Linked DNA regions of Homo sapiens: regions 2 and 3 are each linked to region 1. A link is a contact called in ENCODE Hi-C data. All regions are on one chromosome and are shown on one strand. The core of a region is the stretch at or near the end of the contact, and the rest is flanking DNA. Distances in the headings are between cores, read along the strand shown.

Region 1 (5,082 bases), core at 760-3,259:
ATTGTGGGCAAACATTTAATGCTCACTAAATAGCCATGCATTTTCCCAGATTTTCTGGCCCCCTCACAGTCAGGCCAGGGCATGTGACTCATTTTGTTCCATAGACTGTAGACATAAGCCTCACTTTTGAGCCAAGGCAATGAGAAAGACCTTCATGACACTGAACTTGCCCATCACCATCCCAGTGATAACAGAGCCACATATTGAGGTGGTGGGACCACCAAATGGAGTCAGCTGGATCTGTGGGTTGCCCACTGGTAGGATGATCCTCAGGAGAACATGAACCTGCATGTGTTAAGCTATTGAAATTTTAGGGTTTATTTGTTATGCCAGCATGGTCTTGCCTAAACTAACAACTAAAGCTAACACATTCACTGTAAACTGGTTTTGAGTAGCAGTAATTCACAGGTACTTGAGTCTTGAAGGAGAGCCCAAGTACAATACTAGGTAGGCAGAGTAAGTCATTCAGTCTTAGACATGAGAGCACAGTTGAGGCAGATAGCCAAGAGCTAGGAAAAGATGGGAACCTGGAAGAAATTCAGGTAGCAGATAGGTGCAAGGGGAACACAGTACACAATCCAGGTCTGTGTCCTGGGCAACAACTCAGGTGCCCACAGCTCATTCCTAGTGGATGCTGCCACATGGTAACACGTGAGGTTTAAAATAAAGAGCTATGGGGGAGAAACAGGACTTGCTATTCCACCTACTGAACAGGGCTCAGGTGATATATCGCAAGGTGGATGCTTGAATGCTTCATGAAGATTCCCTACAGAACCAAGGCAGTCATTATCCCGTGAGCTGGGACTGTTGGCTGTGGAAGGCTCACATCCCAGGAATCAATCTTGGCCAAAGGTAGCTGCCTCCTGCAAAACTCCTTCCAAAACCGCTTGCCTGGGACATAACATATGTCTCATTTCATATCTTTGTGTGAAAGTTTGGTCTATTGGGTTGTATTTCTGAGAATCGCTTGGCATACCTTGGGACAACACTGAAGGGCTCCCTAGCCCCAGAGTTCCCCAGCAAATGCATCCCAGCTCCCCTGTGTCCTCATTCTTCTACAGGAACCCTTCCTAAGCATCTCTTAACCACCAACCTCCATCTCAGAGTCTGTTTCCCAGGGAACCTGACCTGAGACAGTAAGATGGGGAAAGTGAGCTCCAGCAAGATTGCAGAAGAAGAGAATCATAAAACATTTTCCTGACAATAGATTGTCTGGCTTGGTAGGACCAGGAGGTTTATCTGTTATGGATAAAGGTGGCAGGTGGGCTTGAGCAGGAATGGACAGAATCTTGGATGCCACCTAAGAATGGAAAGTTCTGGGGGATAATGGGAATAAAAAATAAAAATAGGGGCTATAGAGACCCTTTCTGGATGGAAACATACTTAAAAGGCCCTTTAGAGGTCATTTTGTTTCATTGCTGTATGTTTCTAAGTATTTAACTTTTATTCTGCTATTATTTTAAATGCTCCTCACCTTAGATTATTCAATCTCCTTAAAATACATACAGTACTTAAAAACTCCTCTCTCTCTCTCTTTCTACACACACACACACACACACACACACACACACATCGCCACCACCATCAACAACAATAACAAACGCAAACACTCTCATCAAATCCCCACACCTTGACGGCCTGGAAAACTTCTCCTACTATTTTAAACTCCAGTGCACCACTGACACCTCTAGTAACATTTCTGTCACTCCCCTGGGTTAGCCAATCTTTCTGCTGAGCTGTGCTCACACCACTTTTGTTACTCTCTTATTATATTATCATATTTGTATGTTTGGCATTAGACATGAAAGAATGTAATAGTCCAATGAAAGAATGCAAATTCCTCTTTTTCCTTTCCCCATCTTGCATGTGTATGAAGAACTCTATCAGTCTGTCTTCTCCTTCCTTCTTCTCTCATTTCATATCTTCGTGTGAAAGTTTGGTCTATTGGGTTGTATTTCTGAGAACCTATTCTTATCAGAGGATCACAGGGCAAGACCACAAGCCACTTCCTCTAAAGAAGACATGCACTCACAGTTTCTAATCATCAAGAGGAGAGCAGGCTTCACAGATTGAAACAAGCAAATAACAACAACAAATAAAACCCAGAAACCCAGAAGCTGAGTCCCAGGCAGTTTGGAAGAAAGAAGGACAAAGCCCTCTGCCTGAGCTTGGCTCGGGCTTTGCTGCCAAAGTCAGTTTAGGTTTCATCAAGATCTAGCTATGCATTTCAGTTAGACTCCCTCAGCTCCAGTTTCCTTAGCAATGAAATGAAGGATGATTACACTTCTCTTCTATGGTTTCTCTGAGCATTTAAAATAAAAATTATGCAAAGCACTTAACACCATACTTGGCATGCCCACTTCAGGGCTCAAAACTTTTTAGCTGCTAAAATATGCGCTCTACCCTTAAGGACCATATAGTTTAAGTTAAGAGAAGAATTGTGTGTCCAGTGGTAGGAGGCAATGGCGCATTCCCCCAAGACCGAGAGTATTGTGATTCCATCAGTTGTAGAGCCACCCCCAGGGAGAATGTAAATCTTGGTCAATATTGTGAAATGGGACTATGAAGTCCAATGCCTTAACCCCTATTGAAATTGTATCTCCATCATTAGCCTTAGACAATCTGAATGTTATTTGTTATGGGATCATTTTGGTTAGGACGGGCTAATCTGTGTTACAGTAACAAGTAATCTCAAAATGTGAACTGTCCCATATATGCAGTTTGCTGTGACCGTATTTGTCTCTCCAATACTATCCTCCCAATAAGCACACAAGATCAAGGTTGCCTGTTTTTAGACTCAGCCATCTCAACATGAGGCCTCCTCTGTAATCACTGTGGACCCAAAAGCAAATGTTGTACAGCCTTGTACTAGCAGTTAAATGCACTCATAATTGGCCGGAATTAGTAGCTTTGCTTAACTGAAAGAGGGTGAGAAAGTATAATTTTCTCATGTTCACAGAAGGGGGTATGAATAACTATTCAAAGTCTTTACAACAGGGAGTAAAAATATTTCCTTCAAGGAACAGTGATTAAGGTTACCAGTTTTCAGTGAATAGCTAATGCCTGATATACCACTGAATAAATTAGGGATAGTCATGGTGGCACTGTGACTTGAATTTGAAAACAGGCATCTGATAAGACAAGTCAGATCTTCAGGGGTATTTCATTTGGGGAGTGTCATGTTTTATAAAACTTGAACACCTCTAAGAGGAGTATGTTCTCTAGCTCACCCTGGCTCCCACCACCCTGTGCTGTCTTATATCAAGTTGCTTCACACATGTCTGTATTTCTGATTTTTGAGGCCACTTGAAGGCCGACATTGGACCCCTCACAAAACAGAGCAGAGCATTTTTTTGTTTTGTTTTTTGTTTCCATAGGTTATTGGGGAACATGTGGTGTTTGGCTACATGAGTAAATTCTGTAGTGGTGATTTGTGAAACTTTGGCACCCATCACCCGAGCAGTATACACTGCACCCAATTTGTAGTCTTTTATCCCTCACCCACATCCCACCCTTTCCTACTGAGTCCCCAAGGCCCACTGTGTCATTCTTATGCCTTTGCATCCTGATAGCTTAGCTCCCACTTAAGTATGATAACATACAACCTTTGGTTTTCCATTCCTGAGTTACTTCACTTAGAATAATAGTCTCCAATCTCATTCAAGTTGCTGCAAATGCCGTTAATTCATTCTTTTTTTATGGATGAGTAGTCAGAACATTTTTAGAAGTTTATGTTCTACCGGATTTTTCAGACCTGAGCTCTGGCGAAGCGCTCATCTCAATATTCCCATTAAGATGTAGAATGAAAGACCACCAGAGTCCTCCATGTTTTGTGTGTGTGTGTGTGTGTTAAAACTTTGTTGCTACTTCTACCATCCTTCAACACTTATTTTACCTATTCGTTTACAAGACTGCCTTCTCCACTAAACTTTGAGCACCTTAGCGACAAAACAATCTTATGCTCATTTTTGTGTTTTTAGCACTTGCTATAAAAGCTGATACATCATAGGTGCATACTAAATGAGTAAGTTAACTAACGGGCAGCCGTCTTAAGCCTCCTGTTCTCTAAGGTGTTCTTCCCCAAAACCCAAATGTCCTCTCTTTTTGCTCATGACAATTATCAGGACTTCAAACTGTGCCATGAGTTTTTATCTATTTTGTCCTGCATTACCTCAGATTATGAAGGATGGCTTTCACATGATGTGAACTCATTGGTAACTGTTAGTAGTTACCAGAGGCCACCAAGAGCTGTTTGTATAATTAACTCAAGTCCTTACACTAATCTGCATTGATCCCTCATTTTGCTGATGAGGAAACTGGGCCTTTGTGAACCTAAGTATCGCACCCTTAATCAAACACGGTACTGCAGCTCAAGCCAGGCTGTCCCACGGCAGGTGCCTTTTCTATCACTGCTTTGCCTCTCTTACTCAGTTGTTTAACTCTCTCGTGTGTCTAACTCTTGTCCTAACATTTGTAAATTTCTCAAAGATGAAAAGCCTGACTCTTCTTCTTGGATATTCCCCATAGCGTCTGGCACAGGTCTCACCACACAGTAGATATGCACCAAGCTGTTCCTGAATTAAATCTTTCAACTACAAGGATCTTGCCAGGCATCACCAGGTTGTGGTAGGCAAATAGGTAGGAAATAGCTTAAGTTTGCTCTCTGTTCCCTGCTTTTCCCTCTCCTGGCCAATACCTGAGAGAAAGGTGGGGCTGACACATCCCAACGACAACTTGAAGAACAAGATTAATGTTTGCTAATTCCCCAGACTCCCTCAGTTTTACAGAAAATCAGTGGAGAAACTGCAAGTTTAATCACAACGAAGACATTTCAGGCTCTGTCACAGCGGATGGAGGCAATATTTAAAGGACTGGAAACGTCCATGGGGCCCCAAGTCATAATACTCACAGCACTGCCTACTTCAATAGAAGTGGCTTTATTAACTGCCATCAGACAAAGTCAAGTCAAATCTATTAAATGGCATCAAAGTCAGGTCAAATCTATTAGGTATATTGCATCTTACCATTTAAATGATGGATCATGCTATGGACTGAATGGTCTCCTTCCAAAACTCACATGTC
Region 2 (5,082 bases), core at 1,244-3,743, 1.9 Mb before region 1:
AGCCTGGGTGACAGAGTGAGACTCTGTCTCAAGAAAAGGTTAAATAAGGTTGGTTAAAAGACATTTCATGGACTGGTTAATCTACTCAGGAGAAATAAAATGGGAGAAATAGGATTTATCTAAGATTACAATTACGATAAATGTATACAGTTTTATGAGAATGATAAAAAGTAAGATTTTTATTAAAATTCATGTTAAGAGCTAGTTTCTTTGAGTATACTTTTTATAATAATTTTAAATTTATTGTTTGTTTTAATAGTATGGAACCACCCCTTTAGTTTGGGCTGCACGAAAGGGTCATTTGGAATGTGTGAAACATTTATTGGCCATGGGAGCTGATGTGGATCAAGAAGGAGCTGTAAGTATCTTATATTTTAATGCTTGGCAATAGAAACATGTTTTTTATTTTAAGAGAGAGAATTTATTTCTTTAGTGTATGCCTAGAGAAATTTCCCTCTAGTTCTAAAATGATAGTAACAGGAAAACAAGCATTTCCTGTTACTCTAAGAATGTTATATTATAAACATATATACTATAAATAGATGCTTTTAAGGATCTGTTGCTAATGCACACACAACTGGGGAGGCTAAAAGTATAAAGAATAGCTTTCAGTGATCCTAGTGTGATATATAGAGAGTTATGTGTCGCTTAATGACAGGGATACGTTCTAAGAAATGTGTCATCGGTGATTTTGCCATTGTGGGAACATCATAGAGTGCACTTACACACATCTGGCTGGTATAGCCTACTCCGTTCCTAGGCTCTATGGTATGGCCTGTTGCTTCTAGGCCTGTGCAGTGTGTTACCGTACTGAATACTGCAGGCAGTTGGGAGACAATGGTATTTCTTTATCTAAACATACCTAAACACAGAAAAAGTACAATGAAAGTCCAGTATCATAATCTTATGGAACTTATGTCATATATGCCATCTGTCATTAATCAAAATGTGCTGTGCATATTTTGGTTTTTGTCCGTGGTTCCTGGCTGACTGCTCCTATAACCTGTGTAATTTCATAAGTGACTACAGCAATAAGAGTATCTTTGGTTATATTTGGCCTTTTGTCCTGGGTTCTTGAAACAGCTCTGGATCAGTTCCAGAGTGATAAAGATGAAATATAGTCTTTTGTTACTTATCATAAGCCCCTTTTAACCACACTTGAGCTTATGTTAATGAGGTTATTTTTGGAAAGTTTCTAGATAACCCCACTGGTTGAGGTGCTGGTTGCCAGGGACACCAACCATGTGCTCAGAGGGTTGGAACTCACAGCCCTAACCCACCACCTCTGGGGAGGGGAGAGGAGCTAAAGATTGCATTGATCATCATTGACCAATGATTTAATAAATCATGCCTTCATAATGAAGCCCACATAAAAACCCAAAAGGACTGAGTTCAGGGGGCTTCCAGGAAGATGGCCAAGAACACATCCCCGTACTGGGAGGGTGGCATAGCGCAGCTCCATGGGGACAGAAGCTCCTGTGCTCAGGACCCTTTCAGACCTCATCCTATGTGTATCTTCATCTGCCTGCTCATTTCTATCCTTTAAAATATCCCTTATGGAAACTGGTAAATAGTACTTCCCTGAACTGTGTGAACTGCTCTAGCAAATCAATCAAAGCCAAGGAGGGGGTTGTGGGAGCTCCAATTTACAGCCAGTCAGACAACCTGAGCTTTCATTGGCATGGGAAGCGGGGGCAGTCTTGGGCACCGAACACTTGCCTGTGGGGTCTGATGCTACCTCCAGGTAGGTAGTGTCAGAATTGAGTTGGAGAATACCCAGCTGGTGTCTGCTGCAGAATTGATTGCTTGATGGATGTGGAAAAACCCCACACATCTGGTCATAGAAGTATTTAGTGTTGTAAGAATTTATGTGAAATGGAGTTTGTTTTTTCCTATACGTAGTACAAATTGTTTAATAAACTGTTCAAATCAAATGGTTTTTAATATTGGGGAAAACATTGTGCTGCATTAAAATATTTTTCTTATAAAATTTAAAGTAATATTGTAATTTTTGGGATATTTTTAGCTGTGCCTTATTTTCCCTCTTCAATGAACAGATTTTTAAAAATCAGAAATCAGCTGTCAGAAGCCAGAAAGCTTAAAAACTGGTTAGATACATCTTACTGATTAGCAATTTTTAATTCCTCATTCCCCAGCCTGTGCCAGTTGTGTTGGAGAGGTGAAGAAGCCTGATATCACTTTTCCCTTGAGCCTATAAGAATATGGTTAAAAGAAACAATATTTATGCATAAGAAACAGTTAAAATAATACAGACTGCTATTTATAGAATTAGTATGTTACATGAGTGGATCATAAAGGATTCTGAGAAGAGACAGTACCAGATCTTGGGTCATAGTGAAACAAGAGTAAACTCTTTATGTCATACTTTTTGGCACACTATCAACCAGTTCCTCCTGTTTGCATACTGGCAGGAGCTGACTCATTGCAAACCTTCAAGGCGTAGGCCCTGTTTTTGTGCTGGTGGAGGCAGCATAGTCCGTAGGCAGCTGCAGATGACATACCTTCCACCTGCCTCCTCTGGACAGTTGGTCAAGTGAACAAGTGGCTTGTTTCTGTGATGATTGATGGCTCAAGAATTTGAAAAGGCTGTGTTATTTTAATATGTGGGAGAATGACAGCTCAATTTTGGGGGCTGACCCAAAATATTTCTATAGGGAAATTGTATGACAGCTTGAAGTAGATGAACATCTCAAGAAGCAGTTTTAATACTACTTCTGGTAGTGAGTCACATTCTTCTCTTAGTTGATTTATTGTTTGTTTATTTAGAGACAGAGTCTCATATGTTGCCTAGGCTGGTCTTGAACTCCTGGCCTCAAATGATCCTCCTGCCTTGGCCTCCTTAAGCTTTGGGATTATAGGTGTGGGTCATCGTACCTGGCCTGATTTATTGTTATAAAATAGATGTGCAATTTTTAAAAGAATTACTTAAAATAAGACAGGTTTTGAAAATGTAGTTTCTAGGTTACTATGAAAGCCAAACAGTATATTACACTTTTCTTGAAATAGCTCATGGCTATTAATTCATTGTTTACTTTAGTGTTTTTTATGGGTTTTATTATAAAGAATTCTTGAAGTCTGATTCACCTGACTTTGGATTATTTAATTTAGAATGTGTTTATATATAAACACATTCTATATAGGTGTTAAAATAGTCACCCTGCCAACTATTTTATCCTTCATTACTGAGTTAGTTTATTGTAAATGAGTCCAATTTCAGATTATCATTTAAATAACTGAACTTCATAATAGCTCTAATGACTGAAGATCATTAATGTATTTTCAAAAACAAAAGATACCTCCTAGCCATTTTTGGTATGTTTCTTGCTATTTATTTTGGCATTTTACTATTGGAAATGACAATAATAGGCCACCTATTTGAAAACATTAGTTTTATGATTATGGCATAAATCATATATTTTCTAGAATACATTAATTTCTTGGGCTTGCGTTTTGTTTTGTTTTTGTTGTTGTTGTTTTTAGAATTCAATGACTGCACTTATTGTGGCAGTGAAAGGAGGTTACACACAGTCAGTAAAAGAAATTTTGAAGAGGAATCCAAATGTAAACTTAACAGATAAAGATGGAAATACAGCTTTGATGATTGCATCAAAGGAGGGACATACGGAGATTGTGCAGGATCTGCTCGACGCTGGAACATATGTGAACATACCTGACAGGGTAGGTCATCTATTTCACATTTGTCTCCTAGTGGTGAAGTGGATGAAAGGTGACCTTAGTGTCTTATTACCTTTCAAGATTCTCATGCATGACATAAACTTGTTTTAAAATAAGTTTATTTCTGCCTTTGAAACTAGTAAGTTAAAAACTGTTCAATAGTTCTGAAAAATGTCCTTTTTAATTTTTGTCAAATAATGTTGTTATTGAAAATGTCACATGTGCTATTAGTCTGTGACTGACCTTGATGTGTCACTGTAGGTGTGCTTTCTTGTGCCCTAACTTCTTTGAGCTCACACTTACTGATCCACCTCTACCTGAACGCTCCACTTGAATGTCTAATTGGCCTCTTAAACTTACAATAAAACAGATGCCTTGCTTTTTTCACCCCAAACCTGCTTTCCCTCATTCTCCATCTCAGCAAGTGGTACCATCATTCAGCCTCTTGTTGAAGCCCCAAATCCTGTGCATTAGCCTTGATTTCTCTCTTTTCCTCATCTGCCCTCCAGCAGGCTTTGTTGACTTTACTCCAAAACAAATCCTTTATCTGTCCACTTGTCTTCATTCCACTATCACTTCCCAGCTGAAGCCACTGTCTCTGGTGGTGCTACTGTCAAAGCAGTAGCTTTGCAACTGGGTTCTCCACTCTGATCTTGGAGTGATCTTTAAAACAATAAATCTCGTGTGTACTTCTTTGTTTAAAGTCATCCAAGACTTCCTGTTGCACTGAGGATGAATGTTATCTTTTTAGTTATAGACATGACATGACATTGTCTTTGCCCAACCTCTCTCCCCACTTTGTACCCCTCTTCTGCCAGTTTTCATAGCCTGCAGCCATGTTTGCTTCTTTCCCTTTCTTGAATGCACTGAGCTTGTTCCTGCTGTGGGGCCTTTGCAGCAGCTGTGCTCTTAGTCTGGAATGCTGATCTTGGCTCCTTCTTGTCATTCTCACCTCAGCTTCAAGGTTTCCTCCTCGGGAAGGTCTTCAACTACTTAATCCGAAGTAGTTACGTGATCACTTTTTTTGAGACAGGGTGTTATTCTGTTACCCAGGCTGGAGTGCAGTGGTGTGATCACAGCTCACTGTGGCCTCAACTTCCTAGACTCAAGCGATCCTCCTTGCCTTAGCCTCCCAAGTAGCTGGGACTACAGGTGCATGCCACCACGCCTGGCTAATTCTTGTTTTGTTTTGAGAGACAGGGTCTCACTATGTTGACCAGGCTGGTCTCGAACTCCTGGCCTCAAGTGATTTCTCCTGCCTTGGCCTCTTAAAGTGGTGAGATTACAGGCATAAGCCATCATGCCCTGCCTACCTGGTAGTCACTTTCTAGAACATTACCTTATTTTATTTGCATAGTGTTTGTATGATTTTTTGTTTATTGTATG
Region 3 (5,082 bases), core at 1,026-3,525, 1.5 Mb before region 1:
TGGGACACAGTGTGGGCCATTTACAGGAGGACTGAGAGAGGGAGGTTGAGAAGCCTGTAATTGAACTGAAATCCATGGGGCAGTTGTGGTACGGGAGCCACTGGGTTGGGTCAGCCTCTGTTTTGCCCGGTGGTCTCCCAGAATTCCGGGTCTCCTTGCTGCTCCAGTTAACTGCTGCACTTTTCTGCAGGGCAAGGAGCCGTATCTCAAAGAGATACATCTCGTAAGAGAATGCAGGCCATGCTGCCTGCAGGCTGTGAGCCTCCCCCTTCAAACCTCCAGGAAAGGGAAGAAAGCTCTGCACCTGGCATTGTTAACTTCAGGCTTACAAGAGTTGAGCCAAAGCTAACCTCCCATCTTGGCAAGTTGAAGCCCTACTCACCTTGGAAGGCTCATTGTGAATGGCAACTTCTCCTGGAAGCTCTCCAGATCCTCCCCCAGACAGGGTCTCTCACTCACAGTACTTTGCACAGGGAAATATCTTATTACCATGCAATCTTTTCCACAGTTGTTTGTGTTTGTGTCTTGAAGTCCCGGAGGGCTGGAACTCTATCTATTAATATTTGTGTGTCTTGCATGTAGAAGGTGCTTAATAAATGGTTGCATTAGTAGGTGCTTAATAAGTGGATTCGAATGAAGGGAAAAAAGGTCCTGGAACCTTTTTTCCTCCTCTAATTTTCCCTGTTTTTGGGTGAATTTGCGGCTAAACTATCCTTGTAGTCTGTCCTTCTGATATTTCTTTGTTTCTCTGTAGTCCCATTGTTGATTATTTCTTCCCCATTCATGCATTTACAGGTCTGACCTATATTAGAACTAGCGGTCTCTGGTCTCTGAGTCCTCGAGGGCTGGGTTCCTAACCATCTGTAAGTGCCAAGGCCAGTGCCAGGTCTTTAGTCAAGGTTAATAGATGGCAGCCGGTGAGATAGAATTCCAGCCTCCTGGGAGCCCCTCTCTAACCCTCCTCTGTTCCATCTCCAGCCCACACCCCCTTCTCCCTGGGCCAATCAGCTGCACTATTTCATCCCATCCTAATGAGGGGAGCAGGTGGCCCAGCCATACTCTGGGTCCCTTCTGTGCTTCTCCTTAGTCTTCCCAGCCACTGCTGATCCAGACCCAGACTCACACATGATGTTACGATGATATGGGCTTCAGCTTTGATCAAAGCTGAAAACTGCAGCTGAGACCTGTGCTGGCTGATAAATTAGCAAAGACTGATTTCAGCCAGTTGGGCCAGAGTCTGCAAATAAGTGGTGCCAAGAGCTGTTGGCATAGTTCTAAGTCAGGCCCTTCTAAACTATTCCTTAAAGAACGTCACATCATGGAGGAGGAAACTGGTGGTGTATTGTAGATGTAGGATGGTATCGAAAGGGCCCTCTGTAACCAAGAGGCCAGTAGTTCCCTTTGTCCCTGTTGATTTTCTGCCAGCTTACTCATACTCTGTCAGTAAAGTGGAGGAGAAGGTCATAGAAGAGAAAAAGACAGGGAGGGCCTGCATGTTTCTGTTATTTCCAGTGTGAACATTACAAGCAAGCTCATTAGGGTAATATTTTCAGTGGAAAGGTACATTTCTACTGGGCACAATGTAAGAATATTTTGCTCATGGAATTTTCACTTAACAATAGGGAAAAAAATCCGTTTTCACCAGGCAGCCTGGGCTCCAAGTATGGATTTGACAAGTGTTTCCCCAAATGCCACCAGGTCTGAAGTACGCAGCTGCTATGGAAATTTCAGAACTCTCAAAAGAGCCCCAAATGTATTTTAAACAATCACCAAATCACATATCTAAATTGCTCTTTCTATTGTTGCTAACAACATTTGGGTGTTATAATTAGAGCGACCCCAGAGATCTTGTCTGAGAAATCTTACACATTCATTTAGCTTCTGGACTTTCTGTGCTTTCATTTAGTGTCATGGTGAAATGCAAGGAGTCTGCCTGGCGACTTTCACATCCTATTCATTAGAAGTTTTACTTTCTGGCCCTAAGACGTTGATGTTTGGGTTTTCAGAAGTGTAAGATCATCTTGAATCTGAAACTGTCTTATCTTTGTGTCATTTTTCTTGAAGTCTCACCCACCTGTCTCTCAATCTCATGTCAAAAGTCATCCCATGACTCTTCCATGTTGTCTGATGTGATTTCTGGTTCAGTTTAATGAAGTTGTGAGAAAGCACATCATGGAGATGGAAGGAGGCTGTGTTTTCTACTGTGTGACAGTGTCATTGACTCATCCTAGCGATGCCACTCGCCGCAGGGCTGGAGAGCAGTTGATTGGCTCGAAGAAGAGGGCACATGGATTTATGTAAACCACTTGTGACCATGTTCGGGACTTTTGCAGGGCCTTAAAATTCTATCACAAATGACTCAGCTCTCTTCACAGCTATATTTTTTCAGGCATTTTTCCCCATTCAGGTTTGATAATTTTCTCTCTCAGTTCCTTCTGGTTAATCTTCTTATCTTCAAAATGTAAAACTACCATGCCCATTTTAAAATTAATTTACATGCTGAAGTTTTTTTTTTTTTTTTTTTCCAGACAACTTTCTCCTACCCTTTTTAAAGATGATATCTAACAGGGAAAAATCATGCTGACTTCTTAAAGTCTATTCTGGGATTTATTGGCAATTTGTTCACACACATTAAAGGTTATATTAGAAACTCCCCAAGTACTCACATTAACCAATGAATATAGCATATCGCAGATAACTTGGGCATCACTGTGGGACATAAACAAGGGGTCTCATTGCTTTATAATCTATGTATGTATACCCATTACAGCTTGGTATAGAGTAGCATTGAAAAACAGAGTAAGAATAACTTTTTGCTGGTCGGGCGCAGTGGCTCACAGCTGTAATCCTAGCACTTTGAGAAGCTGAGGTGGGTGGATCACCTGAGGTCAGGAGTTTGAGACCAGCCTGGCCAACATGGTGAAACCCTGTCTCTACTAAAAATACAAAAAAATTAGCTGGGCGTGGTGGCACAAGCCTGTAATCCCAGCTATTGGGGAGGTTGAGGAAGGAGAATCGCTTGAACCCAGGAGGTGGAGGTTGCGGTGAGCGGAGATTGTGCCACTGCACTCCAGCTGTGCAATGGAAGTGATACTCCATCTCAAAAATAAAATAAAATAAATATAAATAAATAATAACAAATAACTTTTTTTCTGTAAATTTTTCTGGATTTTTAGTGTCACACAGCATTTTGGCTCAGTTTTAACTGTTCCAATCACCTGAATTGACATTGTCATCGAGATCTTTATTGAATAAAACTGTGTGAATCAGATTCAGCTTTCTTTTGAGGATTAAAGTAGGCATTGGGAAGTATACAGTATTAGTCAGGGTTCTCTAAGCGAAACGTAACCTGTAGGACATATAGAGATAGACACGTGGGAGGTTTACAATGTTAATGGCTCCCAGGGTTGTGGAGGTCCAGACGTCCTGTGACCTGCCCTTTGCAAGCTGGGGAACCATGAAAGCTGGTGGGGAATTTAGTTCAAGTCTGAAGGCCAGAGAACGAGAAGTTTCAATGTCAGGAGGCAAGAGTAGAAGGATGTCCCAGCTCAAGCAGAGGGAGTGAACTCACCCTTCCTTCACCTTTTACTCTATTCATTGGATAGATGATGACACTCACATTGATGAGGATTGGTGTTCCTTACTCAGTACACTGATTCAAATGCTAATCTCTTCTGGAAACGCTGTACCAGGCAACCCAGAAATACTGTTTTACCAACTATCTGGGTATCTTGTAGCCCAGTCAAGTTGAAACATGAAATTAATGATCACGTATAACTTTGGTTAGACTGGAAGGTACAGAATCTGAAGCTCATAAAGTTCCCACCTTGAGGCCCAGGAAGTACTTTTAGTAAATTGCTGGTTACAGAGAAACCTGGAGGTAGAGTGATGATTTTGGACACAACTTTGTATGCCCCGGGTCTGCCTGAGAACTGAAATACTTCAAGAAAGACCAGGAAGTAATTCAGCTGCTCTGTGGGTGACTTTGTCCAGTATATGGAATAGGAATGAAAACCCCTGGTGAATGGAAAGGCTGGCTTGGTTTTCACACCGTTTCCATGCTGCTCTGCTTCCTGAGGGGCAGTTTAGAAGTTCAAGAGGGCTGTGTCCTCACATGGCCGGGGAGACGGAGCACCAAGCTGGGGCTCTGTGTGGTTCAGATCTGCTACCAACTGCGTGTCATTTAAAATCAGTTCTTTTGTGTAAGGATTTAGAAATAAGCTTTATTTTTAAAATTAATTTGTGTGTGTGTTGAGGGTGGACAGTGCTAATGGCATCATTTTAATTGGGATTTTTTTAAGCATAATTTTTAAATAAAATATTTTCTAATTTCGAGCAAGGATTCCTTTATTGGGGATTTTAGCTTTATCTTTTTTTTTTTTTCCCCTGAGATGGAGTCTTGCTCTGTCACCCAGGCTGGAGTGCAATGGCGCAATCTCAGCTCACTGCAACCGCTGCCTCCCAGGTTCAAGTGATTCTCCTGCCTCAGCCTCCCAAGTAGCTGTGATTACAGGCGCATGCTGCCATGCCTGGCTAATTTTTTCGTATTTTAGTAGAAACGGGGTTTCACCGTGTTCCCCAGGCTGGTTTTGAACTCCTGAGCTCAGGCAATCCACCTGCCTCGGCCTCCCAAAGTGCTAGGATTACAGGCGTGAGCCACTGCGCCTGGCCCGAGGATTTTAGCTTCTTACATAGACCAATAACTATGTTATCTTACTAATAGGCCATATCTAAGTGTTCTTACCACAAAAATGAGAAGTATGTGAGATGTATTGCATATGTTAACTAGCTCAACTTAGCCATTTTACAATATACACATATGATGTTGTGAAAAATATAAATAAAATATAAATATAAGGCATAGACAACTTTTGTCAGTTAAAAAAACAGACCCAAAAGTGTATTGCTTAGATCAATTCTCTAATAAAATCTAGGTGAGACCAAATTTAGAAAGATCACAGGATGCCTGGATGCCAGGTTGTCTCAGATGTGTGAGAGAAGCCTGCCTGCTTCTAAAAAGTAACTTTAAGGAAATGGACTCCTTTTCCTGCTTCCTTATGTAGCGAATTCTCCCATATGCCT

Evidence for each region. A loop is a pair of places that touch in the nucleus more often than their neighbours do. Pooled maps may share reads with other maps.
Region 2: a loop to region 1 is called in a pooled map, with 4 times the contacts of the local background. The contact joins two enhancer-like sites. A Hi-C loop is called at or near these places in 2 of 50 pooled maps.
Region 3: a loop to region 1 is called in a map with no recorded cell type, with 11 times the contacts of the local background. The contact joins two enhancer-like sites. A Hi-C loop is called at or near these places in 2 of 37 single-sample maps with no recorded cell type and 5 of 50 pooled maps.

The regions. Positions count from the first base shown.
Region 1 is chr2:6,906,843-6,911,924 of GRCh38, reverse strand. No RefSeq gene overlaps it. Among named protein-coding and RNA genes, the nearest start is that of RNF144A, 8.0 kb to the left of the region's middle. RefSeq lists enhancers at 1,860-1,989, 2,120-2,169. Within about 2 kb of position 2,009, at least 5 of the 41 ENCODE cell types and tissues checked have a DNase peak (open chromatin) inside an H3K27ac peak, as active enhancers do.
Region 2 is chr2:8,801,547-8,806,628 of GRCh38, reverse strand. It overlaps KIDINS220 (kinase D interacting substrate 220), which reads left to right. Exons shown (of 30, transcript NM_020738.4): 7 at 260-358; 8 at 3,502-3,699. Among named protein-coding and RNA genes, the nearest start is that of KIDINS220, 34 kb to the left of the region's middle. RefSeq lists an enhancer at 2,723-2,772. Within about 2 kb of position 2,493, at least 11 of the 41 ENCODE cell types and tissues checked have a DNase peak (open chromatin) inside an H3K27ac peak, as active enhancers do.
Region 3 is chr2:8,406,109-8,411,190 of GRCh38, reverse strand. No RefSeq gene overlaps it. Among named protein-coding and RNA genes, the nearest start is that of LINC00299, 80 kb to the right of the region's middle. Within about 2 kb of position 2,275, at least 6 of the 41 ENCODE cell types and tissues checked have a DNase peak (open chromatin) inside an H3K27ac peak, as active enhancers do.